Linked DNA regions of Homo sapiens: region 1 is linked to region 2. The links are chromatin contacts, found by Hi-C in ENCODE. All regions are on one chromosome and are shown on one strand. Each heading gives the region's core, a stretch centred on a gene start or an enhancer-like site at or near the end of the contact. The rest is flanking DNA. Distances are from core to core; before and after follow the strand shown.

Region 1 (7,727 bases), core at 4,433-6,932, 4.9 Mb after region 2:
TGTTAAAAAAAAATTTCAAGAAGAAAAATAAAAGGAAAGTCATCTAATCATCAAAACTTACTCTATTAAAATGCATGTTACAGAACCTTAAGAAAGGTTTTGCAGGGGATTACAGAGGTTAAGCCCCCAGAGGTTAAGAACTCTATGTGAATTAGAATTGCCCTCTTTTGCTGGGCGCGGTGGCTCACGCCTATAATCCCAGCACTTTGGGAGGCCGAGGCGGGCAGATCACGAGGTCAGGAGATTGAGACCATCCTGACTAATAGGGTGAAACCCCATCTCTACTAAAAATACAAAAACAAAAAATTAGCCAGGCGTGCTGGCGGGCACCTGTAGTCCCAGCTACTCAAGAGGCTGAGGCAGGAGAATTGCATGAACCTGGCAGGCGGAGCTTGCAGTGAGTGGAGATTGTGCCACTGCACTCCAGCCTGGGCAACAGAGCGAGACTCCGTCTCAAAAAAAAGAAAAAAAAAAAAGAATTGCCCTCTTTTGGTGTTGGATGGCCCACCGAAGGAACTACAGACAGGGAACAATTGGCCATGTATTTAAGGTGGTGACAGGGGTTGGAGGACAGCCAGTGGACCTAGATCAATTCCTTTATATTGATTCATGGTTAAATATAATATAGACAAAAACCAGCATAAATTTAGCCCTGTTTAACAGCTTATTGCAAAAAAGCCAAAAGTGAAAGTAAGAACAGCTGCACCAGCAGACACAGAGTTGAAAAGGGGAGTCCCAGAAAGAGCAAGAGAAGCCAGTTTTGCAGGAGCCGCCAGAGATAACAGAAATTCTTTCTCCATATGGCCCAGCCTACCCCCCTTTACCGAGGCCAACAGCCCCCTGAGAAACGAGATTAAGGAGCTAACATGCCCCAGGTCTCACCTTGAAGGGGAAGATCGGAGCCTCAAGAGGCCAAGGAAGGAAGTCAAGATAGTCAAGTGGGCCCTCTCAGATCTGGTCTTGCTGGAGCTATGCAAATGCCTCTCAGGGAGACACGAGGACCTGTCTATTATAATGACCAAGCCCACATCCAGGGGGTGGGGCAACAGACTTTCATCTATCAGCCCTTTTTAACCATTGATCTACTAAACTGGAAACACCCTGAACCCGCCACCTTGTTCCCAGCAGCTAGAGCCCTGTCGAGCATTAACTGTGTAGAGGTGTTGGACTCAAGTTTACTCTAGCAGACCTGACCTCCGAGACCAGCCTTGGGCATCAGTAGACTGGGAGCTATACATGGACGGGAGCAGCTTCATCAACCCACAAGGAGAGAGATGTGCAGGATATGCAGTGATAACCCTGGACACTGTCGTTAAGCTGAGCTCATTGCTTTAATTCAGGCCTTAGAACTCAGTGAAGGTAAGACTAAACATTTACACTGACTCTCAGTATGCCTGTTTAACCCTCCAACTGCATGGAGAATTATATTTAAAAAAGGGCCTGTTAAGATCTAGGAAAAAGGGGAAAAAAGACCCAGAGAATGCAACTCAGCTTCAGCATTTGCAGCAGTACTAAGAGGCACTTCTGCAGAGGCTAAGAGGTAGTAGAAAAAAAGCAATTAATATAAAAAAGATTTCAGAAGTGCTTCAAGGAGCTGACAAGAGCCTAAGTCAGTTTTATAAGAGACTCTGTAAAGCATTCTGGCTTTACATCCTATTTAACCCTGAGGCTGGTGGCTCACGCCTATAATCCCAGCCCTTTGGAAGGCCGAGGTGGGCAGATCAAGAGGTCAGGAGATCGAGACCATCCTGGCTAACATGGTGAAACCCTGTCTCTACTAAAAAAAAAAAAACACAAAAAAATTAGCTGGGCGTGGTGGCGGGTAGCTGTAGTCCCAGCTACTCGGGAGGCTGAGGCAGGAGAATTGTGTGAACCTGGGAGGTGGAGTTTGCAGTGAGCCGAGATCACACCACTGCACTCCAGCCTTGGCAACAGAGCGAGACTCCATCTCAAAAAAAAAAAAAAAATCAGCATATATATATATTCGAAAAAATATATATAAATATATATATACAAATATATGTAAATATATAGAAATATATACACGTAAATATATATATTTACATATATATGTAAAAAAATATATGTAAATATATATATAAATATATATATAGTGAATACTTCGTTTGTAAAGCAAGCCCAGGGTAACATCAAGCAGAAGCTACAGGCATGAATATCACCCAGTCTATAAAAGTGGCCACCAAGGCGTATGTTAGCTGTGACCAAGGAACAAAACAGGAAAGAGCAAAAGCAACAAGTGCGGCAGCTAGGCACGCCAAGGGTTAAATTCCTCTCCCCGGCTCAGCTCTATCTAGAAAAAAAGAGGAGGCTAGAGACCGGTGCCAAGAGAAGAGCAAAACAAAAAGAAAGACTCACAGTAAGTGTAAAAAAGAGAATCAGAAGAAAATGGGAGAGACAGCAGTGCGCGGGGGCAGGGCCTGTGCCACTGCCTGGCCCCGCCAGGTGGCCATAGAAGCAGGAGAACTCAGGAAGGAAAAAGAAAAACAAAGACTTAAGGAAAAAGGCCAATCTGTTAGCAACAGCTCTTATAAAAAGAGAGATTAGCAATGCGAGAGGACGTGGACACGGATGTAGACGTGGAAGAAGTCAAGTTAGGCAAGGATTCGAGAGCCGGCCAAGGCTAGAGAGACATTAATGTGTGAGATGAAAAAAGAAAGGACACTAGAAGGGTGAATGTTCAGAAGGCAATAAAAGAAATGGCCAAGGCTGCAAGACAAAGAGGCCATTGGCCAAGGGCTGCCGCACCTTGGAGGAACCAAATACTGATCTGATCAGGCTGGCAGGAGCTAAAGAATGTAAAGACTAGGGCAGACTAGGCACCTTCTTATTAGGCTCCCAGGAGCCCATTGTCACATTAGAAGTTAAAAGCAGCAGGATTCTGCCATATCTGGATTCCAATTTCTCACTGATGGCTAAGCCACTAGATAGAGTTACAAAGGGGGGAAAGAAAAAGAACCCCTCCTCTAAGAAACTTAAACAGGAAAAAGAGCCATACCTTGTGAAAACTTGCTTATAGACTTTACAGAACTGCCTCATGCTGGAGGCTATCGGTACATGCTAGTGCTTGTTTGCACCTTTCCAGGGTAAGTTAAAGTTTTCCCCACCAGGACAGAAAAAGTACAAGAAGTGACTAAAGTATTGTTAAAAGACATTATCCCCAGGTTTAGACTGCCTCTAACTTTAAAGTCAGACAATAGGCCAGCATTTGTAGCTGAAATAGGGCAGGATTTAACAAGACTGTTAAAAATAAAATGGAAGTTACACACAGCCTATTGGCTGCAAAGTTCAAGAAAAAGTGGAGTGCATGAACTGGACACTCGAGCAGCTACTGAAAAAAATATTGCCAGGAAATTCATTTAAGATAAAATCAGGCTTTTGCCTATGGTCCTCCTTCAAGTCAGCTGCACCCTCACCAAACAAACTAGGTATTTACCCTATAAGATTTTGTTCGGTCGGCCACCCCCAAATCACAGGTCAAATTAAAGGTGACCTCCAAGAACTAAAGGAATTAACCTTAAGAAAGCAAATGCAGATTTTAGAAATAGCCATACAAAGTGTTTATAATTAAATACATAAAAATGCCTATAAGCCTGACACCCCTTTAAATCTAGTGACTCTGTTTAAGTTAAAAAGTAAAATCTAATTTTTCTAGGACCCATATAGGATGGGCCTTATACTGTAATCTTTTCCACTCCCACTGCTGTTAAAAGTTGCAGGTGTTGTGTCTTAGATCCATCACAGTCAGCTAACACTGGCAGCTCAGGACAAGTAGACCAGCCAGCAGGACACAGATCTTCCTACCCGGCTGATTCGGAGACGAGACCAAGCTGTTGCTGAGGACGACAGCCCTGCTCTGGTCACTCCGGAGGCTGACCAGTCTACACACGGCTGAAGCTTGAAGAAACAACAAGCCCGGCTCTAGTCACGCACTGGCAGCTGAATAGTCTACGCATGGCCGAAGCTTGAGGACTTGTCAAGCAAGTAAACGTAGTTAAAAATCTTAAGACTAATAGTTTTCCTGTAATACTGTTTTCCTATTGTTCTGTCACTGTATTCAATCTTTTTCCCAGGTAAGGACCTCTTTTGTCCTTGCTGGATACAAATATGCTGTATATTGTTTTGTTATTGTTACCCCCCATAACCATGCTAGAAGAAACACCTATATAAGGTGTCCCCATTGTACACATACTACTTAGTCAGGAAACCCAGACCCGTCCAGCCCAGCAACAATTCCGAGTCTTTAAGTCATTCTTTAAACACATAAACCAGAAGTTACAAGAGCCTCCTCCTTTAGCAAAACAAACAAACAACCTATTTGCTCAGCTGGCTGAAAACATTGCCAGCAGCCTAGACGTTTCTTCATGTTATGTTTATAAAAAGGCTAACATGAGAGACCAATGGCCTTGAGAAGCAAAAGATTTAATGCCTCAAGATTACTTTAACTCTTTCCCCAAGCAGATGCCAAGTTCAAGCATTTGGCTCTTAAAAACTCCTATTATTAAGAAATACTGTGTTGCTTGCTAGGAAAAAAGCTTTTAAGACCCAGTAAAAAAACTAACCTGCTTAGGACATGACAAAGTTGGCACATGTGCCTGTACTGGTTTAACACAGGTTTGATCCTAGGTCTTTATTTAAAAGATAGTTTCCAGCTATAAGAGAATTTAAAACCCTCACTGCAAGTGTATTACATAAAACACTATCACTCTGTCTCCCAAAGAGACTCAAAGTAAAAATAAAAGCGAGAACTCCCACTAATTTGTGAAAATTCTCAAAGGAAGGGATAAGGAGACCACTACTACTCCTGCTGCCCTCCTCCCTGCCACCTTGCCTAGTTCATAAGACAGGAGGAAAAGAGAGAAAGCAAAAAGTTAGAAAGAAACAAAAGTCAGATAAATAGCCAGACAACCTTGGCACCACCACGTGGCCCTAGGAGTTAAAAAAAATAATAATAATAACATCAACCCCCGACCTAAACTACTTGTGTTATCTGTAAATTCCAGACATTGTATGAAAAAAGCATTGCAAAACTTTCTGTTCTGTTAGCTGATTCATGTAGCCCCCAGTCACGTTTCCCATGCTTGCTCAATTTATCACGACCCTTTCACGTGGACCCTTAAAGTCGTAAGCCTTTAAACAGGCCAAGAATTTCTTTTTTGGGGAGCTCAGCTCTTAAGACGCAAGTCTGCCGATGCTCCCGGCCGAATAAACCTCTTTCTTCTTTAATCCGGTGTCTGAGGAGTTTTGTCTGTGGCTTGTCCTGCTACAGTAGGTGACAGATGACTTTCATCCCTCATGGGACAACGTTACATCATTCTTATGAAACAGCCATGGCTGCACTCAGACTTAGGAAGGCACTGGCTGTAATGCCAGCACTAAAAGCAAACCAGAACCCAAGTGGAGAAAAGTTAGCTTTCATAAGAGGACTCATCTTTTACGTTCACAAACTTAGGCTCCCTGACTTTTATCGGTAATCAGTACTGAGGACAATGCGTTCCACACCCGCTGGCTGGCTGATGTTTGATTCTGTAACTATACCACGCCCAGAATTCTCTCAAAAGGGAATAAAACACAGGTCAAATTCCTCACCCACACACTCCACAGTTCAACCCCTGCCAGGGAAACCAAAAGCAGGAAAGGATCTCCAGCGGCGCCATTCTCATTTCCGGTCCCAGCACCCCGCCTCCATGACGTCAACGCGCCGCGCCACCGGGCTGCGTCATCTCGGCGCGCCGCTGCCAGGGCTGTACACCTGCTGGCTGCCATGGCTGAGGTGGGCCGTACCGGGATCAGCTACCCAGGCGCGCTTCTCCCACAGGGCTTCTGGGCTGCGGTCGAAGTGTGGCTGGAGAGGCCGCAGGTGGCAAACAAACGGCTTTGCGGCGCCCGCCTGGAGGCCCGCTGGAGCGCCGCCCTGCCCTGCGCGGAGGCCCGCGGCCCCGGGACTAGCGCAGGCTCGGAGCAGAAGGAGCGGGGTCCGGGACCCGGCCAGGGTTCCCCCGGAGGGGGCCCGGGTCCCAGGTCGCTATCAGGACCCGAGCAGGGCACGGCATGTTGCGAACTTGAGGAGGCCCAGGGCCAGTGCCAGCAAGAGGAGGCACAGAGGGAAGCCGCCTCAGTGCCCCTGAGGGACTCCGGGCACCCCGGCCATGCTGAAGGAAGGGAGGGCGACTTCCCCGCCGCAGATCTGGATTCGCTTTGGGAGGATTTCTCCCAAAGTCTCGCCCGTGGCAATTCGGAGTTGCTGGCCTTCCTCACCAGCTCCGGGGCGGGATCGCAGCCAGAGGCGCAGCGTGAGCTCGACGTGGTTCTCAGAACCGTCATCCCGAAAACTAGCCCACATTGCCCCCTTACAACTCCCAGGAGGGAAATAGTCGTGCAAGGTAAGAGTGTTTTGATAGTGGACGGATATGATTAGATAAAAAAGCATTCATAGAACCTCGGGTCAATGAAAAAGTCCTAAGGGTACTAGTTCCTCTGCGATGTCCTAGGGAGGTTGTTAGGTGTTTCATAGTTTTTTGAGTGGGCGCATAGAAATGTGTGTCCTTAGTACAGAAGATGGGATAATTGATTGGGGTGGTGTCTGGAAGGCTTCAAAGAGACAGTGAAGGACTAGCTGGATATTGCGTAATACCTAGGAGTTTAGCAGGTAAAGCTGTAGGTGTAAAAGTGTTGGGGACCAGCCTCAACACCACCCGTAGGGTACTCAAAGTCCGGTGGCGACGAAGGAATGAGACGAGACAGGTTAAGAGTGCATAAAGATTGGGGGCCAGGGGGCCAATTGCAAAATGGAGGCTGCCAAAGCCTGGGAGCTCTGGTCTCCACACTATTGAGTACAATCACTTAGATCTAAGAAGCGGACGTTCGGGGCGAAAGGGTGAAAGGGAGACAGTGCATCATACATGTCATCTATAGCAGTGGCGGTTTAAATGAATCTCCTTTGTGCTCAAACAGCGTTATCTTTAACTTGTCGGAGAATAACCAGTGGGAGCGTGCTTAACTAGGAGCCTGCATGTCTGACCACATTGTAGTGATTCAAAGGAGTGTCTTTCTCCTTGAACACAGTGTTTATAGGTAAGACAGTAGGTCTCGCCCAGAGCATGGGAACATCATGACAATAAGAAGGCTTTCCTCCTCAGAGGCCTCTTGTGGCTTTCCACAACTTATTGTCTCATATTTTTATGGCCAGTTTATACAGGCATGCCATAAGCCTTTTCCCCAACATAAAGAGAGCTATTTATGCTGAGACAAATAACTGTGAAAGAGCATAGAGACTGGATGGATGGGAACCTACTAGTCCTCAGCGTTCGTTAAATCTCTGGCATTTATTTTTACTGCCCGTGACCTTGACACTTCAGCCTCAGCCACTCTTACCTGAAACTTTATTCAGCAGCATGTGTTTCGTATTGCCACTGTAACAAATTACTGCAAATTCATTGGTCAGTACAAAAAATTGATTGTCTCAGTTCTGTAGGTTAGGAATCCCCATTGGCTCTGCTGGTTTCTCCGCTGTGGGTCTCTCTCACGAGGCCAAAATCAAACAGCCTGCCGGCTGGGCTCTTATTTGGAGGTTCTGGGAAGGAATCTGTTCTCAGGCTCATTCAGTTCGTTGGTAGAATCCAATTTTTTATGTAGGACTGGGGTCCTTGTTCCCTTGCTGGCTGTCAGTTGCTGGAGGCTTCTTTCTGGTTCTTTCATGCAGCTTCCTA
Region 2 (7,181 bases), core at 3,602-6,101:
AGATGCGAGGCCCACAGTGATGGTCTGAGCCAGAAGCAGCACCCTGGGGCAGGCAATTCAGGCCCATGCTCTCAAGTGTGTGCTGGCCTTGAGGGGCCCCGGGTCTGCCCTCTTTGGCTGCAGGGGAGAGGATGCAGGTGTCCCATGACTGCCCATGGGCTGCCTGCTGGAAAGCGGAGCTGAAGACCCAGGGCTGCTGAAGTCCTGGGCCCATCCTGGCAGGCTCACAGCCAGGCACCAACCCCTGTAACTTGCAGTCCTCACTGGCTTCCTGTCTGCCTCCCTAGGGTGCTGGGAGAATCAAGGGCAGGTGCTCTGTGGGCTGTAAAATCTGCAACCCACAGGGGAAAGTCATTTTCTCCCTCTGATTCCCCAACTCTCAGGCAACAGGGGGTCTAAATTTCACACCGCATGTCTCACAAAAGCCAGCTCCCTTTCCCCTGATGTGTGGCTGCCAGTGCTCAGCGCAGAAGGGGCCAGCCTGGCAGCACCACCACAAAAAGCAGCCCCAGCTCTGTGCAGAGGAAGACCAGCAGGTCACGTGCAGACCCCAGACCCCACGTCTGGATTCTTTCACCTCTCTCAAGTTAAATGTTAACGCATCAAGTTAGAAGTACCCTGTGGAAACCAACTGCAGAAAAGAACCTGTCAAACATGAAGCAGCGAGGCAAATCATCAACAACCAGGGTATACATGCAGGCAAGAAAGCCGGCTCAGCTGATCAAACGACGCCGGTCCTGTGTCCCCAGACACAAGCAGAGCCGACCGTGTCCTCCTGACCAGACCCAAGGGCCCAGCACTGCTTGGGACCTCAGCAGTGGCCCTTCCCCACACAGCACCACCCGCGTGCCAGCAGAGCTTTCTGGAACTTTCCAATAACCTGCTGCTGCTTCTCAACGCCCCAGGAAACCCAGGCCAGGGTCCACAGCTACACCACTGGTGTCAACCTGCACACACCGCACAGTTCAGGCTGGGCAGGTTCCAATGCCACCAGGACCGCCAATGGACCACCTCTTCAGAGGGCATGTGCCATCCTCCCAGCGCTCACCTGAGTGCCCGCGCCAGACTGCAAGGCACCCACCATGAGGAGCAGGCTGTGGCGGTGACCAAGGCTTCCTGGCACGCTGTACCTGTCTCACCACGGCAGGTGGCATGCACTGTCCCAGCCCAGCCACTGTGCCCCAGCTCCTTCCACCTGAGCTCCGTGGACAAGGGCACAGCCGTACCCGCCTTGAGCTGCTGTGAGGTCATGCATTGGCCTGGCGAGTCCTAGGTGCCCATGGAGGCCACTGGCTGGCCCATCCTCAGAGGCCCTTCTCAAGCCAGGGGGGACGCTTGAGAGCTGGGGTGGGGCTCTGAGGGCTCCTCTCTGCAGACCTCAGTTTCCACTCGTCAGACCTCTGAGAACAAGATGCTTCACACACTCTCATTGCAGTCACCATTCACGTCAGAACTAAGGACTGTCTGCGTGCGGTGCCTCCTGGGACTACACCTGTAATCCCAACACTTTAGGAGGCAGAGGCGGGAGGATCACTTGAGCCCAGGAGTTCGAGACCAGCCTGGCCAACATGGTGAAACCCCGTCTCTACTAAAAATATAAAAATTAGCCAGGCATGGTGGTGCATGCCTGTAATCCCAGCTACTCAGGAGGCTGAGGCACGAGAATCGCTTGAACCTGGGAGGCGGAGGTTGCAGTGAGCCGAGATCACGCCACTGCACCCCAGCCTCGGCGACAGAGTGAGACTCTGTCTCAAAAAAAACAAAAAAACAAAAAACCAAAAAAACTAAGGACCTATGGCCAAGGACTCCGAGCTCATGGCACCGTGCAGCCCAGGCCAAGAGGTACACGAGTGTGTCCCTGAGCGCCGCAGCTGGACCATGCAGACCCTGGAGCTTACTCCTCAGCATCAACACAACACACAGAGCTCTGAAGAGGCAGAGTCCTCAGAAGTCGTCTGTGAGCACAAGGGCTCTGCATGGCCTCTGACCTCCAAAGCTCCAGGGACAGCCTCTGCTCAGGAGTCTTGCAACACAGTGGAGCCCGCCTGTGAAAGAGGAACTGGGAGAGTCACAGAAAGTCAAGATTCAAGTTGCTGGAGAGGATGAAGCAGCACCCCCCTGGCCGGGTCTCGCCTGATGAAAGCGGGTCTCAGCATCTTCTTGGCGGCAACCTCAACGCAGGTCTCACAGCCCAAGCCCATCAAAGGCAAAGGTTTCCTGAAACGCTCCCTTCACCCTATGCCTACTGACACACTACGCAATCCTATATGCCAGGATGTGGCTTTACATGCAGAAAACAGGGACACGATGTTTTCATGAAGCAAACCAAAGAAAGGACAAGACCGTCCTGGCTGCTGAGCGCAGGTCGCAGGAGGCTGAGAGCAGTGGCTGCAGAGCCGGGCAGGAAGTGCTTCTCTGAAAAAGCAGCCCTCACCTCAATTATCTTCCAGGGGGCGATCCAAGACCCCGTCTCCGTCTGATACCTACCTAGAGCGGCGAGTCAGGTGGGGTAAGAAGCCGACTGGAGTGACTATTTGCACGAACAATTCTCTCCCCCTACGTTTGAACTGACTGTGGCTCCTCCTGCCTCCTGACCACCCTGGGCCCTGGCACGCTCGGCAGAAAGAGCCACAGCACAAAGACCACCCGGGATGCACTACCGCCACTGAGAACCTCAAAAAGACCCGGACGGGTCTGACGCCTGCACACTTGGCTCCAGGATAGAACACCCTCACAGCACCGCCACCCTCCAAGCTTCCGTTATCTGGAAGGAAAATCAGGACGAATGGGCTCTGCAGGCCTGCCTGCCATAGTACCAGGCTCTCTGGAATGGGGGAAGACACACAAAATCCCCCAAAACACCCTCACCCCCGAAGAACTTCACGTTCTGTTCAGCAAAAAAGACTTGCCCACACAACTAGAACTTCAGGACTTAAAGGGACCAGAAAGATCATCTAGTCCAAGGCTCAGTCCAAAGTGGAGGTGAGCAGCTCGCCCTACCATGGTGCCCAGTGAACCTCAGGGAGGTTTAGGAGACATGACCCAACCCAAGACTGAAACTGGTCAGGCGAGCACCCAGCACCGGGGGACAGTGCAGGGGCAGCCCGAGGGTAGCTGGACCAGTGCAGGGGCAGCCTGAGGGCAGGTGTATTGCTGCAGGAGGCCTGGGCTGACAAAGACAGAGGACCAGCTGGAGGTGGCTGGAGGTAAGGTGGAGCGCACCAGGGCGGCCCTGCAGAGCAGGTGGAAGACTTGGGCCAGCACCCAAAAGGGAGCCGCTGGGGTTCCTGGGTCCGAGTGCACTTCCTCAGCGCCACCTCCAATCGGTCAGGGAGTCTATTTCGGGCTCCCCATTCCTCATGGGGAGGGGGGACTCCACCCACTCAACAGATGCCCAGTGCAGTGGGCACGGGGAGGCAGCACTGCATCCCGGCTGCTCCTGGTCACACCTGTTCCCTGCTGCTGGGAGGCCATCAACACATCCAAACCCAGCCGTGTCCCCAGCCCCTCCAGAATCCCTTCCTCCAAGAAGCCGCCCTGCCGCTCCAGCCCAGAGCGTTCTCCCACCTCCCACCTCCGCAGGCTGAACATTACGCCTGGGGCTTGACTGCTGGTCCCAGGAGCAGTTCAGGAAGGGCCTGTGGAGCTGATGCCCAGGCGTCAATCCCCATCCCCACGCAGTCTTATAACCGTCTGTCGTCTGTCTGTCCCCCACCTGTTTCTCCTCTCCCTTTTCGTTCCAAAAGTTCCTTCTTATTCTGCAAATCACTTACTTTCCCTCTCAAAGACTCAGGAATGCTTAAAACTGGACTATTGAGACAGAGATCTAATCTGACTCCTGCATTTGAGATGAGATAATGAGGCCCAGATGGTCGGCATAGTTCGAAAACACCCATTTCAGGTGTTTTCAGGAACACCTAACAAATGAAGCAACCGTATCTTAATGAAGAGAGCAGCTGGCCCAGGGTCACGCACCAATTAGGAAGCTGTTGTCCCGGGGGGCCCCACCGGCCGAGCCACCTTGGGGGTGCCCTTTCCCCTCGGGGCCTCCGTACCCTCATCTCTCAAATGAAGGAGAGGTCAGGTGAGCGCCCTGTTAAGACTGACTTTCAGCATTCCCAAGGTCGCGTTTTATGTGCTCTAAACCGATCCCATCTCCTCACCTCCTCATTTCTCGCTCAAATGAACAAGCACGGGCTTGCTACTGGGATTCCTTCTGTCCCTGGACACGTCTTTCTACCCAACATTTTGTTTTTCTTGTTTCCCCACATAGGGAGATAAGGTTGAGGGAACAGGCAAAGGCTCGGGAGGCAGGAGACCTGTGATCTAGCCTGGTTCTGTCCCTACGCTCGGGTCAGCAGGCCGCCCAGGCTGGGGAGGGCGACACTGACCCTCGGGGTGCCGGCCGCCACCTGCTTCACACGGCGTCGTCGCCGGCACGGGTACCTTTCCTGCTGCAGAAGGGGTCGGGGCGCCCCACCTGACACTTGGGGGAGGCTGTGCCAAGGACAGGGCGCGTAGGGCACAGGTGCCCCGGCTGCGCCCCCCTCCGCCTCCGACCCCTGGGCCCCGCTCCAACGACCCCAACCACGGCCCCCGCCCCCAGGCCCCGCTCCACCGACCGCGGGCCGCGCTCACTCGCTGGGCCTTCTCCCACAGCTGGTTCAACTTCTCCATGCGGAACTCCTCTCCGGACTCGCGTTTCGGGGACGGCTTGGGCTGGTTCTTCTCCCGCGAGTACTTGCCGCCGTGGCTCGCAGCGGGCCAGGGCCCGAGGAAGAGCAGCAGCAGTAGCAGCGCCGGGAGCCCGCGCAGAAACGACCTGACCCTCCGCGGCGCCATCTTCCTCTGCGACTGGCGCTGCGCGGAGAAAACCTAGCCTGCCGATGCCCCGCCCACTACCCCGCCCCCACCCACCGCGCGGTCTCCTGGGAATTGTAGTTCCTCCGTGAGCGGCCGGCAGCGGCGAGGCCGCCGGCGGACTCCAGCGCCTAGGAAGCCCTGCGCAGGCGCAAGCGTTTCCCAGGCAACCACGCCGCGGCCCGAGGCTGCAGACTCTGGCAGGGGATACAACTGGAGAATGAGGGTGGCCGGGTGGGAGCAGGGATCAGGCCTCACCCAGAGCCCGGAGCCTGGAGCCCGCACGACTCGAGGCCTCTTTCCCTCTCTGCCCCACAGAAAGAGCGGAAAGCCCAAGAACCGGGCCGCGTTTGGCTGAGCCTGATAATGCTCCGGCTTCACGCGCACTGACGCCGACTCTTGCATGTCCAGTGCCGTTGCGGGGTTGGCACTGCGGCCCGGGCCTGGCGCTGAGGAGCCTGGCCCAGCCCGCTTCTGCCCTCCGCGGAGCGCCTGGCCGTGGGTAAGCCCAGGCCAGGTTGTCCCGGGGACGCAGGGCCGCGCAGACGTCCCCCTACGTCCCGGGGCCCCTGCCCCAACCCGCGTCCCAAGCGCCTGCTCTCGCGCCTGCTGCAAGGCAGGACTTCGCGCGCTTTTCCCCAACCCATGACACTCTAGGAAATTCACAGAGCCAAAGTTAGCATAGACCGCTCGTTGGGGGCTTGGCCAGTGAGTTGGGAAGTGCCCTGGAGGTAGCGCGGGAAACAAGGGGAAGGAGGGAGACAGACAGCAGCTGGGCCCCTTTGGGCTCAGAGAAGGGACAAGGGGAGCTCATCTGGCAAGAATGATCTGAAAAGGCCTCCAAGGGTGGGCGGGATTTTGCGGGGGGAGGGAGGAATTTCCAACTGGAGGGACAATGACAAAGGGGGTGAATAGAGCCTGGGCATCTTGAGAGGAATTAATGTTAATTCATTTCCTTTTTTTGCGTGGGGGGATAGGGTCTCTGTCATCGAGGCTGGAGTGCAGTGGCATGATCATGGCTCACTGCAGCCTCGACCTCCTGGGCTAAAGCGATCCTCCTGCCTCAGCCTCCCAAGTAGCTGGAACTATAGGTGCGTGTCACCACGCCCAGCTAATTTTTGAAATTTTTTGGTAGAAATTAGGTCTCCCTATGTTGTCCAGGCTGTTCTCCAACTCCTGGGCTCAAGCAACCCTCCCGTCTTGGTCCCCCAAAGTGCTGGGATTACAGGCGTGGGCCACTGGGCCTACCCTAATTTACATTTAAATTGTATCTTGTGTTGTTCCAGAGAAGATTTCAGGTCCCTGGAATCAAGGTGATCTGCTTCTGTCCTGTGCTGCTTTTCTAGTATTTTCAGAGCCATCGTTTCATTTCTTTTTTTCCAGCTGTTGAGTTGTTTCAGGCAAGAGGGTAAATTCAGTCTGTTACTGCATCTTAGCTGGAAGCACAAGTTCCCAATATGGGATGTATGGGGGAGAGGAGGTAAAGGAATCCCCCAGGAGGGTGGTGGAGGGAGAATGACCTCATGCGAAGTGACTCCAGAGACAGATCAAATGCTGTCATTGCCATCATTGCATGTTTTTAAGCCTCAGGACAGAATGGCCAGGTGAGCCTGGCCTAGATTCTCACCTGTGCCTGCCTTCCCCTTGTGTTCCCTCGTTCCTGCTCTTCTCTCCATCTCCTGGTGCCTAGAATCAGAGGTCACCTGTTTTACCCCACATACATGTTTTGCCCTGACCCCACTCCTGAGAGCTACAGGTAGGTCTTGGTGGGCTTAGAAGGGGATAGTCCAAATTGGCCTATCCCCCCCAAGCATGTCCCTGTTGGTCATCTGGAATGTGGTCCTAACTGCAAATGTTCCAGCTCTGTGAATCCTGCCCCCAGTGTCTCTAGAAAGGCCCGTTATAAACCCACAGGAATTGGAAGCTGGACTGGGAGCAGAGTCTTCTGGGATCCTGCATCTGACAGTGGTGTGGGGTTCTAAGAGCCCTTTTCCTATACAGCCCGGTTTCCCAGATAACTAAGCAATATTTTATTCGTGGCTGCATACACAGGCAATGAAACTAAAGAAAGTCAGGGGATGGCTAAAGGATGGAGGATACCTGGGCTGGGGGAGGAGGGAGAATGCGACGGGTGAACACAGACAGGCTTCCAAAGTGGTGTCCAGGTTGTAGTTCTTCACTAGGTGGTGGGCACACAGGCATGCATTTTTCCTTATCTTTAAATTGTACATATTTCATACACTTCTCCGTATGTATTATACATTTCAAACTAGTACATCTTCTAAAAAATCACAGTGGTTAATGCAATCAGTACAGGTGCC

Evidence for each region. Hi-C counts contacts between places; a loop is a spot of excess contacts on that map. Pooled maps may share reads with other maps.
Region 1: a map of CD8-positive, alpha-beta T cell shows a loop between it and region 2 (13-fold over the local background). The contact joins the promoter of ACOX3 here to the promoter of LRPAP1 in region 2. A Hi-C loop is called at or near these places in 2 of 168 maps with a recorded cell type or tissue (CD8-positive, alpha-beta T cell and naive thymus-derived CD4-positive, alpha-beta T cell) and 9 of 50 pooled maps.

The regions. Positions count from the first base shown.
Region 1 is chr4:8,435,041-8,442,767 of GRCh38, forward strand. It overlaps ACOX3 (acyl-CoA oxidase 3, pristanoyl), which reads right to left and starts at 5,683. Exons shown (of 18, transcript NM_003501.3): 1 at 5,608-5,683. TRMT44 (tRNA methyltransferase 44 homolog) reads left to right here and starts at 5,737. Exons shown (of 11, transcript NM_152544.3): 1 at 5,737-6,401. The coding sequence starts at 5,783. RefSeq lists enhancers at 447-786, 1,087-1,266, 5,571-5,810, 5,629-6,362 and silencers at 5,831-6,040, 6,091-6,150.
Region 2 is chr4:3,527,571-3,534,751 of GRCh38, forward strand. LRPAP1 (LDL receptor related protein associated protein 1) reads right to left here and starts at 4,852. Exons shown (of 8, transcript NM_002337.4): 1 at 4,639-4,852. The coding sequence starts at 4,842. RefSeq lists enhancers at 1-584, 585-1,474, 4,632-4,841 and silencers at 4,342-4,591, 5,032-5,091.